2 separate regions of the Homo sapiens genome follow, and region 1 is linked to region 2. Evidence: chromatin loops called from intact Hi-C (ENCODE). Cell type or tissue: CD4-positive, alpha-beta T cell. All regions are shown on one strand. Each heading gives the region's core, and the rest is flanking DNA. Links, peaks and the distances in the headings are about the cores only.

What was found. Peaks named below come from ENCODE experiments on the same cell type or tissue, not always from the same donor. Only the 100,000 strongest peaks of a DNase experiment are listed, where the experiment ranks them.
Region 1: a loop joins it to region 2, with 8 times the contacts of the local background. A loop is called at or near these places in 7 of 110 quality-filtered maps.

What each region holds. Positions count from the first base shown.
Region 1 is chr11:30,324,230-30,330,911 of GRCh38, reverse strand. ARL14EP (ARF like GTPase 14 effector protein) reads right to left here. Exons shown (of 4, transcript NM_152316.3): 2 at 1-26. Among named protein-coding and RNA genes, the nearest start is that of ARL14EP, 4.5 kb to the right of the region's middle. In CD4-positive, alpha-beta T cell, for the core only: no CTCF peak of the experiment used is centred there; a DNase peak (open chromatin) is centred at 3,801; H3K27ac peaks cover 1,624 bases.
Region 2 is chr11:31,365,827-31,374,177 of GRCh38, reverse strand. DCDC1 (doublecortin domain containing 1) reads left to right here and starts at 4,439. Exons shown (of 39, transcript NM_001387274.1): 1 at 4,439-4,481. DNAJC24 (DnaJ heat shock protein family (Hsp40) member C24) reads right to left here and starts at 4,318. Exons shown (of 5, transcript NM_181706.5): 1 at 4,266-4,318; 2 at 3,319-3,462. The coding sequence starts at 3,429. RefSeq lists an enhancer at 4,026-4,505. In CD4-positive, alpha-beta T cell, for the core only: no CTCF peak of the experiment used is centred there; a DNase peak (open chromatin) is centred at 4,387; H3K4me3 peaks cover 1,725 bases; H3K27ac peaks cover 901 bases.

The DNA.
Region 1 (6,682 bases), core at 1,641-6,640, 1.0 Mb after region 2:
GAGGTTTAGGTCATGGGCTGATCACCCTAGAGAAAATATTAAAGAGAATCAAATTTGTGCTGCAAGTTTATCTAGGAAACTGAAAAAGCATTTGATAAAATTCAACACCTATCTAAAAGAAAATAAGGAATAAAAAAGGTATTTATCGAAGTCTTATAATAGACATTTAATAATCAAACAGAAGCGTTCCCTGTAAAGTCAGAACTTCACGAAAACATCTGCAATTACAGATTATATTTAAGACCACATAAGAATTAAAAAGGAGGAAATAAGAAATATTATCCTAAGATACATGAGAAATACAAGAGGTTTAACAAACTATTAGAACTAATAAGAGAATTCACCAGGGATGCTAGAAACCAAAAAACACTGTATCTTACAAAATATGTGACTCTTACAAAAGACATACAACAAGACCTTCATGGAGAAAATTATCAAACTGCAAGACAAAAACGGTACCCTAAATAAATGCAGCTATATATCATGGAGTGGCTCATTATAAAAAATATGTCAATTATCTGGGAATACATCTGTAAATTCAGTTCTGTTACAATCAAAGTTCCATCAGATATTCTACTGCCACCCCCTTGGAATTTAGCAAGCTGGTCTATATGAAAGAGCAAAGGTCTAAGAAAGCCAAGGTAATCCTGAAGGAAAATACAGTAACATATTGATTTACTTTAAACCTATTCTAATTAAAACTATGGTATTGGTATAGTATAAACAAACAGATCCATGAGTAGATGAGGGCTCAGTATATGACATGTGGTACTATTAATCGATGGGTATCACACACTAATGAAGAAGGGACTTTAACCATATGGAAAAACAATTAGATCTCTTCTGCACAAACAAAAATCAATAACAAGTGGATTAAAGATTTAAACATGAAAAGAAAAACTAAACATGTTTATGAGAAAATAAAGAAGGTTTTCTGACATGGAAGTATGGAAGAATTTTTCAAACAAGCAAGCAGATACCAAAAAAATAAATAAATAAAAAGATGGATATATTTGATTATATGTAAAATTTACACATTTCTGTATAACTAAAGGAGAAAAAAAAAGACACTTGAAAGGTGTTAGGATTATTATCATAAATATTCGAGTAACTCCTCACTTCCAAAAATCAATTAGAAAATGACAGAGTCCACTGGAAAACTAAACAAATATAGTCAGGCAATTCACAGAGAAAGAGAACAAAAGCCAATACATGCATACAAACTGTTTCCCCCATAGTTCCTAGGAAAATGCAAATTAAATATCATTTATTAAACATTTGCTTGAAATCAATTTAAAAATCTGATATCTGGTTAAGATGTGTCCAACTCTCACATGCTCCTTATAATAACTTTGGTAGGAATGTAAATTGCTGCAACTGCTTTAGAACATTTTCTGCAATTTCTTGTAAAACTGAGGAAGCATACACCTTGGGACTCAGCTCTTTTCAGTTCTGGGTGTCAGATGGAGAAAAATATCTCCAATAAGAGCACAAGTTATATACGAAAACTTTCAGCATTCACTGCCTTTGGCAGTGAAAGATGACAAATAACCTAATTGTAAAGGATGTGAAATCGTTACTCATACAAGGGACTCCCACATAACAGTTAAAATGAATAAACTACATGAATTACGTGAATCAACATGAATAAATCTCAAAGACAATCTTAAGTGAAAAAAGTTGTAAAGGTTATATAGTATCATCATTAAAGGTAAAATTTAAAAAGATAAGATAGTACATAAGATTTACAGATGAAACATGAATATATACTAAAATATACATAAGAGTAACATATATCACATTTGTGGATACTTCTGAGGGGAAAAAACATTATTTTCCCCAAAAAGATTTACAGAAAATAAGGTTTGGTGACATGTACATAAGTGCTTCACTACTGTCCATACTTTCTATTTGAAATTTTTCATAAATAATTTTCAAAGCAAATTAAAAAAAAAAGTTGGATTCTCAAGAAAATATGCAACCAATGCAACTCATTAGGAAAAAATCTGCTGTTGAGAAAAAATGTGAACCACTGAAATCTGAGTGGTAGGGAGGGACTGTGAAGTCTAGGATTCAGCAATTTTACAAGTGTTTTTAAGCTTTGCAAAATTAAAAAAAAAACAAAAACTGGAGAGAAATCTTAAACACATTTTGATATGGTTTCTGCAGAGAAAAACAATAATCAGCAAAATCATATAAAAAGAAGACTCTGGCCTCAGGTAACAAAAAATGGCGAATAAATGTCTGTGTTTTAGGTCAAAATACTGTATTTACAAAGTTAAAAAATAAAATACACTTTAAAGTGTTAAAATATGTTACTGAACATTTTAACTGAAAAAAGTTTTAAAGCTGGTAAAAACAGAGTATATTTATATTCATTTACTGTGTTTTAGTCAGTTTTTAAAATGAACTAATACAGGTCCCAATCAAATCAGATAAAATGGCTTCTATCACAGTAATAATTAGAAAAGTTTCTTCTAGCCAGGCATTGTGGCTCCTGCCTGTAATCCCAGCACTTTGGGAGGCCAATGTGGGTTGATCACTTGATGCCAGGAGTTCTAGACTAGACTGGCTAACATAGTGAAATCTCGTGTCTACTAAAAATACAAAAATATTAGTCAGGTGTGGTAGTGCAGCTATATGGGAGGTTGAGGCATGAGAATCGCTTGAACCCAGGAGGCGGAAGTTGCGGTGAGCCGAGATCGTGTCACTGGACTCCAGCCCGGGCGACAAAGCGAGACTCTCATCTCAAAAAATAAAAAAATAAAAAAAATTTTTTTTTTCTTCAAACAGATAATTGGATTAAGATAAATTAAGGAGGAGAAAAAGGAAATCAGAGGTAAAGTTACAAGGCAACGAACTATGTGGCAATGTATATTAGCAAATAAGGGACACAATCTGGCTTTGACCTTTCTTATTTTTTATATATATTTTTTGAGACGGAGTCTCGCTCTGTCGCCCAGGCTAGAGTGCAGTGGCGAGATCTTGGCTCACTGCAAGCTCCACCTACCGGGTTAACGCCATTCTCCTGCCTCAGCCTCCAGAGTAGCTGGGACTACAGGTGCCCGCCACCACGCCTGGCTAAATTTTGCTTTTTTTTTTTTTTTTTGTATTTTTAGTAGAGATGGCGTTTCACCATGTTAGCCAGGATGGTCTCGATCTCCTGACCTCGTGATCCGCCTGCCTCAGCCTCCCAAAGTGCTGGGATTACAGGCATGAGCCACCGTGCCTGGCCTGACCTTTCTTAATACAAGGGAAACTAGGACAACTATCCCTCATCACTGTACAGAAAATAATGCTTAGTATTTTGTTAATGCCAGAGATTCTTTTTATTTGGAGGTAATCATCACCAGTTTTTAGCCACAGATCTATAATGGAACTTTTTTTGCCATAAAGCTATTTCCTAATATTCAAAACTTGGGCTACCATGGTCATATTTGATAGGAAAAGCATCTTGGATTTAGGAAACTAATTACTTTAGAAACCTTATCTGTCCATAGTAATAATACATTTTTACCCTTTAGGGTAATTTCATTTACTCTATTAATTTTAATTTTAGGTAAAAAATTCTTTTCCTTAGTTATTGGGGAGTCTCTGTTCCATTAGTTTCCTTTATTCATGGCTAAATTACTACAAAATTCAACAGAGTTCATCATGATTAAAGGAAACTAATGGAATAGACTCTGTAACTTGTGCCAGTGAAGTTGAATACCTATTTCTGAAATTCCTGGCCTCAAGTGATCTTCTCACCTCAGCCTTCTGAGTAGGTGGGTCCTGTAAGTTGTTTACAGGAAGTTCAGTTTTTCTTAGTAACAGGCAGCACATTGAGCTAGCACCAAAGATCTCTACTTACTGGATGCAGAAAATGGGGTCACCAGACTTGGCAAATAAAAAACGCAGGATGCCCTGTTAGATTTGAATTTCAGACAACGAATTACTTCTTTACAGGATCAGCTCATTTTAAAATTAAAATATCCTATCTGATAGAAGACATTGCCAACTGTGATAAAAACTAAATTTTACACAGATTAAAATTCAGCGGCAAACTAATCCCACTCACTTGAGTAAAACTGCACACACCTGAGTAAAACTGCACACACCTGAGTCAAGGTAGTTTTAAAGTCTTCCATAGGTTAGCTTTCTGATCTACGATTAGGCAGTTTGTTCACATACTGTCAAAGAGTCCAAGTCCAGCTAGCTCAAGGAACACCAAATTTCAGACACTGATCCTAAGTGGTCACTGTTTGCATTCTAAAAATCACACCCTCTGGTTGTTCCTCCTCTGTTATATTCCTCAATGTTCTCATTTCCAGCTCTTTCTGACTTCCTCCTATAAGCTAAAGTTCTGCATTTGGGCCTGTTTCCTAGCAACTGTTTTTGCTCATTTTGGTCTGTGTTCTGGCAATGTGGCCTACAGTTTATATTTTGTTTTCTTCAAATGACAGTCCAGCAAGTTCATATTGTTCCTTTCACCTACAGTACAGTGCTATGTTCTTCCATAACGATGATTTATCTGGCCCCTTCCTTAATATAGTTGGAAATGCATTACTGTTTACTCTCCCTGAATCAGCACTGGCATCAGCTGAGACCTCAGTAGAAATACAGAATCTCAGTATCAGCTCCAGACCCAATGAGTCAGGATCTGCATTTCAAAAAGATACCCAAGTGATTTGTAAGCACATTACAGTTTGCTATGTACTGCTTCAGATAATTCAATTAAAAAATTTAAATTTAAAATGTTTTGATATCTTCTATATTTTATAGAAGATAGCAAAAAAGAGTAAGAAAAACACAGATATGTATTTGCCTTACAGGAAGTCTAACTCTAGGGAAGATTATTGAGGGAGAGGAGATTTAAATTCGATACACTAAGGACAGAGAAAAACATCTGCTTCAATAGAAAACTGCACTGTTGAGAGCACAGCCTTTCAGGTTTTCACATTCTGATTACATGGGAAGTCTGATTCTTTCAGCATCTTGGAGCTATTTTACAACTGTCAACTGTAGATAACCAACAGCAATGCAAAATAATTGTCTGTATTCTTGTAAATTCTATCTGCTGAAGGTTCAATGGACTTCCGTCTGACTGTGGAAGCAGCCAATTTTGCCCTCACTTGCACATTTATTTCAATATTCCTGCTCTATAAACATGTCTACTTTTAATTGTCATTTAAACTGGTTATAGCATCTTACCAGTTCCTATTTTAATAATCTTTTAACGCAAGAAAAGATTAATTTGCTCCAAACACTTTGGTCAATATAAAACCTAGTACTCTTCATGGAAGAAAAAAAATCCAGCTTCTTATAGGATAACAAGCAAACCAATAACAAAAACCCCAGTTTTAGAAAGATTCACCATGGTATAAATAAAATCCAGGTTTTCAATACTTTTCAATGTCAAATAATAAAAACACTTTTTGGCAAGTTGAATTTTGCTTGAGCCCTGTGCTGGCTCCTTATTAGCTATAATTTAAAAAATCCTCCCACCCTTGAGTTAGGTAAGACTCAAGGATCCCCCCTTGTTTACCTATGACCAGGCAAAAGAAAGACCCTCCAAATTCTCATTTTTTGCTTCAACTATGAATTTATGAATAATTTGCTGATCTGCTTGGCCCTACAGATCAAGTGGAACAAAATACTTGTTAATCAAACTTTAGTTTCTCTCCTTCCCCCAGGTTCCTGAGCTTTGGCCAACTCTCAGCCAGAGCCAAGGAATAACATTCTCAGATCTACTATTAGATCAAGCCACCCTTATATCCTACTTCCTCACACCAAAACTTTCTAGCACAGTTCACTCCTTGGAGATTCTTGCAGATCTTTTGGTTCTACCCATTGCAAAAGTCCCTTTTCTCCTTTTGTGATAACCCTTTTGAATAAAGTCTCTCCTAAGTCCAGATTTCTTATCTGACATTGTCTTTTAAAAATTCTGCATAGGAGAAAATTAAGACTTTCTGCTGCCTTAGGATTGACATCACTTTACTTTAGTGCCTAAATACAGCATGTTTTGTATTCTAAGATTAACATTTAATATTTTTGTAGCACTACCTAAGAATCAAAAGAGAATGAAATAAATGTAGAATACTTTGATTAGACCTCTCCTACTACCTTAGGCAGTAAACAAAAGTATTTGCTCCTCATACAATTTGAACGCTGCCAGCTCAGGGAATTATCCAGCTTTACTTTAAAACATCAGTAGTTTTAAAGAGTTCTTAAGCATTTTCTCTTGCTGCCCATTACCAAACGGTAAGGAAGGTAGATTAGGTTGAGGAAGCTGAGAAAACTCACACGCGGCCATGATGCTTGCAAGGTCTAGGACATTATCACAGGGGTTTCGGGGTGTTAATGCAGAACACCCCCCCCACCACTAACAAAACAGCAAAACAGCCACTAACAAAACAACAGCAGAGGGAATTGAGGATTAATTAGGGAACTCACTTTTTCTTCCTAAATTTGTAGGGGAGATGCAGAAATACCCGTTCCAATATGTTAATTTCCCTTAACATAGTTTTTTAGTTTGTTACCAGTCTCCTTATTAGTGGGAAAAGTAACATTTAGAGGAAATTTAACAAAACAAAAAATTTACTTCGTTTTTAGGTCAACTGATGTCTCTTTTATGAAAAACATAAAAAAAGTTTTCATGAAATGTTTTATGAAAAAAATTAAAGGCTTTTCTTGGCATAGG
Region 2 (8,351 bases), core at 1,621-6,620:
AAATCAGGAACAAGGCAAGGATACCTGCTCTTAACACTTCAACTGAACATTTTAATAGAAGCAACCAGCTAGTGCCTTAACGTAAGAAAAGGAAATACAAGACATACAGATTGGTAAGACAGAATTAAAACTCTCGTTATCTGCAAATGACATAATTGTGTTGGCAGAAAATTCTAAGAAATTGACAAAAATAGCTATGAAAATTAAAAAGCAAATTTACCTAGATTGTAGGATAAGAGACCAGTATATAAAAATAAGCTATAATTTTATATACTATCAATCAACAAGTGAAAAATGAATTATTTTTTAAAATACCATTTATAATGGAACCAAAAACCAAATACCTAGAAATAAATTCAAGAAAAGATATGTGAGACCTCTACACTGAAAATTATAAAACACTGACGAGAGAAATGAAAGATGGCTTAAGTAAGGAGAAGGATACATGTTCATAGATTCAAAGACTCAATATTATTAAGATGCCATTCTACCAAAGTGGATACCTATTATTGCAATCCCAGTTGAAAACTCAAGCAAGATTTTTTTGGTAGACATTTACAAGCTGATTCTAAAATTTCTGTGGAAATATAAGCAAACTAGAATAACCGAAATAAACTGGAAAAGAAGGATAATATTAGAGAACTAACTTTACAATGACTTTGAGACTGATTATAAATCTACAGTAATCAAGATGGAGGTATTAGTAAAAGGATAAACAACATATAAAACAGAATAGAGTCCAGTAATAGACTCATATTGCCAAGACAGTCCAATGGAGAAAAAAATTTTCAACAAATGATGCTGGCACAACTGAATATACTGAGGAAAAATAAAAACATGACCTCACATCTCATGCTATACACAGAAATCATAAGTCTAAAGGTAAAAGCAAATGACCACTTCTAGAAGAAAACATCGAAGAATATTCTCATAACCTTAGAGAAGATGGAAAGTATTAACTATAAAAACACACATTTGATAAATTATATTTTGTCAAAACAAAAAACTCTGCATCAAAAGACACCATTAAGAAAATGACCTGGTAAATCACAGACTAGGAGAAAATATATACAACATATATACAGAATCAAGAATATATTTAATTTAAAAAAAAACACTTCATAAAAGAAAATTATACAAATGGCCAATTATCACATTAAAAAGGGCTCAACATCATTAGTCATCAGATAAATTTTAAAAAAGCAACAACCCCACAATGGGGTATGACCAGACACTGTAGAGTAGTCCAGTGATTCTCATGGGATGTGGCAATTTTGACATGCAGGCGGCATTTTTGGTTGTTACTGGCATCTAGGATCCTGCCACACATCTTACAAAGCACAGGACAGCCGAAATAACAAAGAATTATCCTGCCCAAAATGTCAATGGTGGCAAAATTGCAAAAACTCCAATAGCCAAAATGAAAGAGACCAATAACATCAAATATTGGCAAAGCTGTAGAGCAACCAGAATTCTCTGATACATTGTTAGCGCATATGTGAAATGATTTACCTACTTTGCTGTTTGACAGATACTACATATTATGTGCAGACTGCTTCTCAGTGGCCAATTAAAGGCCAGCATGGCCTACAAGAACCAGAATGATCCAGTCTACTTTTCCAGGTTCATTTCCCAATTAACTGAGTGAGGTACAAGGATGGTTTAATATTAGGATATTTTTCAATAAAGTCTACTTGATTCTGCTGACAGAAACTTTAAAACTTCTGGGGCAAAAGGTACCTTAAGGTCATTTAGTCCAACATACTACCTAAAGTAAGAATATTAGTACAATCCTGATGATGAAACAGTTAGTCTCTCACAATGAACATTAATAGTTTTGGCAAAACAACACTGATGTAACTGGTATAAACTAAAGAGACAACAAATTCTATATAAATAATGGTTCTTTACTCTTTATAAACTGAGTTAACCGGACGTCGGTATAGAATTACAGACATTGGCTTAAGAAGCATCACAATACAGATTGAAAAAATGAATATAAAAATTCAGAGATATATTTACAAATACTACAATTCATTTAAAAAAAAAAGAGTCGGCCGGGTGCAGTGGCTCATGCCTGTAATACCAGGACTTTGGGAGGCTGAGGCGGGAGGATCACTTGAGGTCAGGTGTTCGAGACCAGCCTGACCAATATGATGAAACCCTGTCTCTACTAAAAATATAAAAATTAGCCAGGCGTGGTGGCATGCGCCTTAATCCCAGCTACTTGGGAGGCTGAGACAGGAGAATCCTTTGAAAGTGGGAGGCGGAGGTTGCAGTGTGCCAAGATCGCACCATTGCACCCTAGCCTGGGCAACAAGAGTAAAACTCCATCTCAAAAAAAAAAAAAAAAAAAAAAAAAAGTCAACTGATAATTAGTGTATAAATGGTCTAAATCAGCATTACCCAATAGAAATATAATGTAAGTATAAATGCCGGCTACATATGCAATGTTAAAAAAGTAAAATGCAAGAGAAACAAACTTTGATATGTGCAAATACATGCATGCATATTATGTATATAAAACACAAAATAGCCAGTAATCCAAAATATCATCATTTCAATATATAATCCACATAAAAACTGTTTGATTATTAACTACAAAGAATTATCAGACAGGGAGTTTAACTGTGATAAGTTTATTAAAGGATATAGTAGAAACAGTGGACAGTATGTATAAAAAGATGAGAAAGAGATAGAAACTTTAAAAAAGGAGCCAGTAGAAATGCTAGATATGAAAATTAGGTAAGAGATCAAGAATTCTTTTAAGAAGTTTATCAGCAGATGGACACAGTAGAGGAAAAATAAAACCAGTGAACTTTAATCAACATAATCAACATAAAAATTGTTAAATTATTTTAATTCCTTTTAAATACTGTCTTTAAAATCCAGTGTATATTTTACCCTTACAGTCCATCTCAAGTCAGGCTAGCCACACTTCAAGTAATCAACAGCCACATGTGGCTAGTAGCTACTGTTGTTTATTATGTAACAACACTTCTAAATATTTTACATGGATTATTTCATTTAATCCTCCCTTGGCACATATAAGAAAAAGTAACTTGTCCAAATTCTCACAGATAAAGATGGACTCAAGATTCTAACTCAAGCAGCCTGACTCAGATCTCCTGCTCCTAACCATGCTTTTCCACCTCAAATCAAGTTTTTCTGCAATATTACTGAAATGTTCAATTAAATCAAATTAATACCTGGATTCCTGCCACTGGTATCCTATTTTCTGGAAACCTAAATTTGTGGTTTCATATAAAAATTGATTTTTTTCCCCTCATGATTTAAAATCTGAAAGAAAAGACTTACCATTAATATGAGTTTTTGATATTTTTGTTTTAGGTCTGATATATTTGCAGATGGGTCTGCTCCCAGGATGCTGTACCAATCCTTTTTTGGCATCTGCTCAACCGCCATCATCCATGGAACCAGAAGTGGGCCTTCTCAGATTAGCTGAATAGAAATATTAATGACAATTCATCACAGTTTGCCATGTATCTAAGAAAAAATTAAGTACTGCCCTTGTAAATTCTTTAGTATTTAGTCGAGTAAATCATGATTATAATGCAAACCTGAGGAAGCACAGATTTTCATTTAAAATGCCCCAAGAATTCCAGGTATAAGTGTACCGACAAGTATGGAAAACGTGTTAGGTATTTCACGATATATATTTATACTTTAATTAATGAACAGCATTAAAAAAAAGAATTTTATAATGAACCAGGTGGTGTATGAACCTCTAAGAAGGTATTTCTGCTAGTCTTATGATAAAACTGGCACACAAGTAAGCACCCACTAAACACGCTGGAGGAGCTTAATGAATATTTACAAAATGAACGAATAAAAAAAAAGCAAAACAGAACATCAAAGAATTAAAATAAATTTGGGGGCATTCCTTCTGAAAGTTTCTCGTTTGCTTTTCCTCCAGATTGTCTGGAGAGCATGATATGGGAAATAACGTCAGCACCAGCTGGTAGAGAACAAGAGTCCCCTGTTATTGGAGAGGCGCTGAGACCTCGCAAAGACAGAGTGAAACTCTCTACGCGAGGATGCCCCAGTCTTCCACGCTCCAGAAGAGAGACCCTACCAGGAGCCCCAGAAATCAGGCAACCTCTTCCCACAGCTATATACACTTAACGAAACAGCCGGGGCCTCCTCAAGCTCGGGACTTGGGAATCTTCTCCATTCACAGTCGGCTTTACCCACCCAGCCATTGGCGGGCACCCTCTCCGCGCTTTATACGACATCAGACCTACCTAACTTCACATAGGCGCTGCTACCCACTCCTCGCCTGCTGTCGGCCAGAACTCCGGACCGGCTTCTTCTTCCGCCGGAAGTCACTGTTCCGACGTGTTCGCGTTTCTGGCCGAGCTGATGTGGCCGTGGCACAGCTCAGAAGCGACGCTCCGCCCACCCCGACGCGGTCTCTATGGTAACCGGTCACCGCTTCTATGGAGTGGCGTTTACTACCAGTAAGTTCCCAAACTGTGAAGAAAGGCGCCTTTGGCTTCGCTCTAAGTCTCTCTTTTCCGGGCCCCGCGACTGTCGCTTCTCTCCTCCTCCTCAGCGAGCACCCCCTCGCCATCCCAGGCTTTCCCCGCCTTTTTCAAAGCTTCCTCCGTTTACCGTACCCTGAGCTACTCTCAATCTTTTCGGTTGGTGCTTGAACTCTGGGGTGAGAGAGGGGTGCGGGGGCAAGGATGTGAGAAGGATGAGGAGACCTGATGCCACTCTCGTCCCTACAGTTCCTTTACAATGTTCTAATTCGAAAATTAAAAGAACTAAAACCTATGCCAGGTAGGGCTAGATGTGCGGGGGATGGGGTCGGTTTAATTTTTTCTGCAGAAGATATTCGACGTAATTATTAATATTTCTTTTAGACCTTAGCAACCAACTTACAACATAAAAACGTTCCAAAATTCTTTCACATTTGCTATTTCACTTCGCTTTCATTTCAACCCAGTGAGACAAGTAAGGCAGGTGCCATTATTCCCACTTTATAGATGAGGAAAGAAATCAAGGATCAAGGCCAAACAGCTAGTTGGGTAGGGGCAGAACAAGGACTCAGCAAGTCTACACATTCCCAGGGCAGCTATGCTATCTTTCAAGCTTACAGAAAAAAGCAGAATGAACTGTTCTTCTTCGAAGCAGTTAGGGGGCACTGCATATGGGCACTGTTGGGGTTTGTTATTGTTGCTGGTGGTGGTGGTGGTGGTGGTGGTGGTGTTTTTCTCACCTTTCTTTCTTCTCCCTTTCTTGATTCCTGTGTTTCCTTTTATTACTTCTTTGTGCTGCTTACTTTACATTAACACCTCTTCCTAGCATTGTACCTGGAGATGAAAACTACATCTTATTTTTGGCCAGCATGACATAAATTTCACTTGGAGATGTTAAAATGGTTTTGTTGTTACTGCTTTGATTTTGCTTTCCTTCTTTTTTAAACTTCTACCAATCTGAGTTTGAGAAGCAGTCAAGATAAACTTAAGCAGAATAAATAAAATAATCTAATATGATCAGTTATTTAATGATGTTATGAACTATAAAGAATAACTGAATGAAACAAGCAAGTTTAAAAATCTAAAGATGAAAGCATAGATTAGGTTCTCCACAGGGTTTTGTCATGTTTAAAGGCAGATACAAAGAGCATCTGGTTTTAGTCCTGGCTGCATCATACTTTCTTGTGTGGCCTCATGAAAATACCTAAAGCAATGGAATTAAGTAGTGTGGTGAATGCTTTTCTAAACAGTACTGTCAGAATGATGCCACCTTGAACATCTCTAGCCCTCAAACTCCCTTCTGTCCACAGCTTGGTTCTTCCTTGTGTAGGTAGATATGCTCCGGTACTCCAGGTTTTTTGTTTTTTACAGCAAAAGCATTTTATTTTGATTTACTATTTATTAGGTTATTGTGTTACCTTATTTATTTATTGGGGTTTGGAAAGTAAGAAATAGTTTTTTTCCCCAGCAATACCAAATATTTTGTCATTTCATCTCTACATACTTTAGTTTGCATCCCTAAAATGTACCAACTTTTTCTTTTATCTCCATAATGTCATTATTGGACTGTCACATAATATCTAGACCTTACTTACATTTCCACGGTTAATTGAAAATGTCTTTTTCTGGTTGGTTTGCTTGACTCAGAATCAGACAAAATGTACACTTTCCATTTAGCTGTTCTGTCTCTTAAATATCTTTTAAATTATAGCAGTCCCATTTCTTCACTAGAACCTTGTTTTTTTCTTTACTTGCCATTGGCTTACTGAATGAGAACAGTTGTCTTACACTCTGCTTATACCAAAATAAACTTCTTAAAACAATTTTTACATAAATTTCTGATCATTAAGCTTCCTTCATTTTTCATTTTATAGAGCAGTACTTTCCAATAGAAATATAATGTAAGCCGTAAGTGCAAGCTACAAAATTAATTAATCTAAAAATTATTAAGGCGATACTTTACATTCTTTTCTCCTACTAAGTCTTCAAAAGCTGGTATGTATTGTGCCCGAACACACCTCAATTTGAACTAGCACATTTCAAATGCTCAGTAGCCACATGTGACTAGTGGCTACTGTATCCAGCAGGGCAGGTCTAGAGAATAAAGTCCTAACTCCTTAACCTAGCATTCAAGTTACCTCTTCAATATGATCCTTACTTTTCCAACCTCCCCTATTATCTCCATACATTAAACATTTAAACAATTGGATCTTTTCATGGTACTGAAATCAACCCAACAGTCCCATAGACAGGGTTTTGTTTGTTTGTTTAGTTTTGTTTATTGGGGTTTTTTAAATTAATAAACATAGAAATGGACACTTCTTTTCTGAAAGCTTGAAACTTGCATTTGTTTTATCTTTTTGTTTGCTTGTTTGAGACAGAGTCTTGCCCTGGTGTCCAGTCTGGAGTGCAGTGGCATGATCTCAGCTCACTGCAGCCTCTACCTCCCAGGCTCAAGTCATCTGCCCACCTCAGATTCCCAAGTAGTTGGGACCACAGGTGCATGCCACTATGCCTGGCTAATGTTTGTATTTTTTTTTGTAGAGATGGAGTTTCACCATGTTGGCCAGGCTGGTCTGGAACTCTTGAGCTCAAGCAATCTGCCTGCCTCAGCCTCCCAAAGTGCTGAGATTACAGGCATGCGCCACTGCGCCCAGCCACATTTTGTTGATCTTTATCTCAGTTCCTTCCTCAAGAAAGGATGCCCAGACCTCTCAACAAGTATCAAAGAGCTGAAACTCACCAGATTACTGCATCTAGACAGTGATATGCCAGACCCCTCATTCTTCGTTATTGTTTCCTTACCCTTCCTTAGTTCCTGTTTTCTCATACGTAGTTAACATTTCTTCCCTGTTATATAAACCCCTAATTTTAGTCAGTGAGGAAGGTGAATTTGACACTGATGTCCCATCTCCTTGGCTGCAGCATCTGATTAAAGCCTTCTTCTTTGACAATAATCATTGTCTCAGTGATTGACTTTTTGGGTGGTAAGCAGCAAGACATAGATGGAACTCCTGGTGTTTTGGTAACAGCATTTCATCAATAATTGTGTTCAAATGCTTCTCCTTACTTATAACACCCTAATTCTTTTCTTCCTCCTATCAGAGTAATCCCTGCTTTAAGGCCTATCTCTTCCATCAAGCCTTTTATGATGGCCTGGTCCTTAGAACTTACTGCCGCCCCTCAACTTTCATAGCAAGTCCTTTGTATATCACAGTATATTGTTTTCCTTAGAATATATTCTGATTCCCCAGTTGGGTTGCAAGCTTTCTGAGAGCAAGAACACCTCTCCAGAGAAACTAAGAACCAGCTATCTTGCCTCATTCTCTGGAGTTCTAATGATACATAGCTCTAATAGTTTTGTTTCTCAGTATCTTATATTTAAAAGGCAATTTATCCATTTTATGTGAAACTTACATAGTGGAAATATAAACTATGTTAGTATCATGGTTAAAAGCATGAACTCTAGAGTCAGAACATATGTGTTTAGTCCAGGCTTTTCCTCTTACGGCTATGTGAACTTAATTCATCTCTTTGCTTTGGTTTCTTCCTCTGTAATATGGGAGTAATAATAGTATTTCCCTCATAGATTTGTTGTGGGAATTAAATGAGATAGTTGTGCCTGAAAGTAATAAGTATTCAGTAAAGGTTAGCTATTGTTGTTATTATTAATTAATAATATTTGTTGCACATTTGATATATTAGAATGTTGGACATTCATAACAGTATTTTAGGAATTTCCAAAGAGAGCAAATGACAGCAAGAAACAATTGAATTGGAAAAATAAAATCAAACCCAAATATTTGTTGAACTGTACATTTGGTTGGACTTCAGAATAAATTAAAA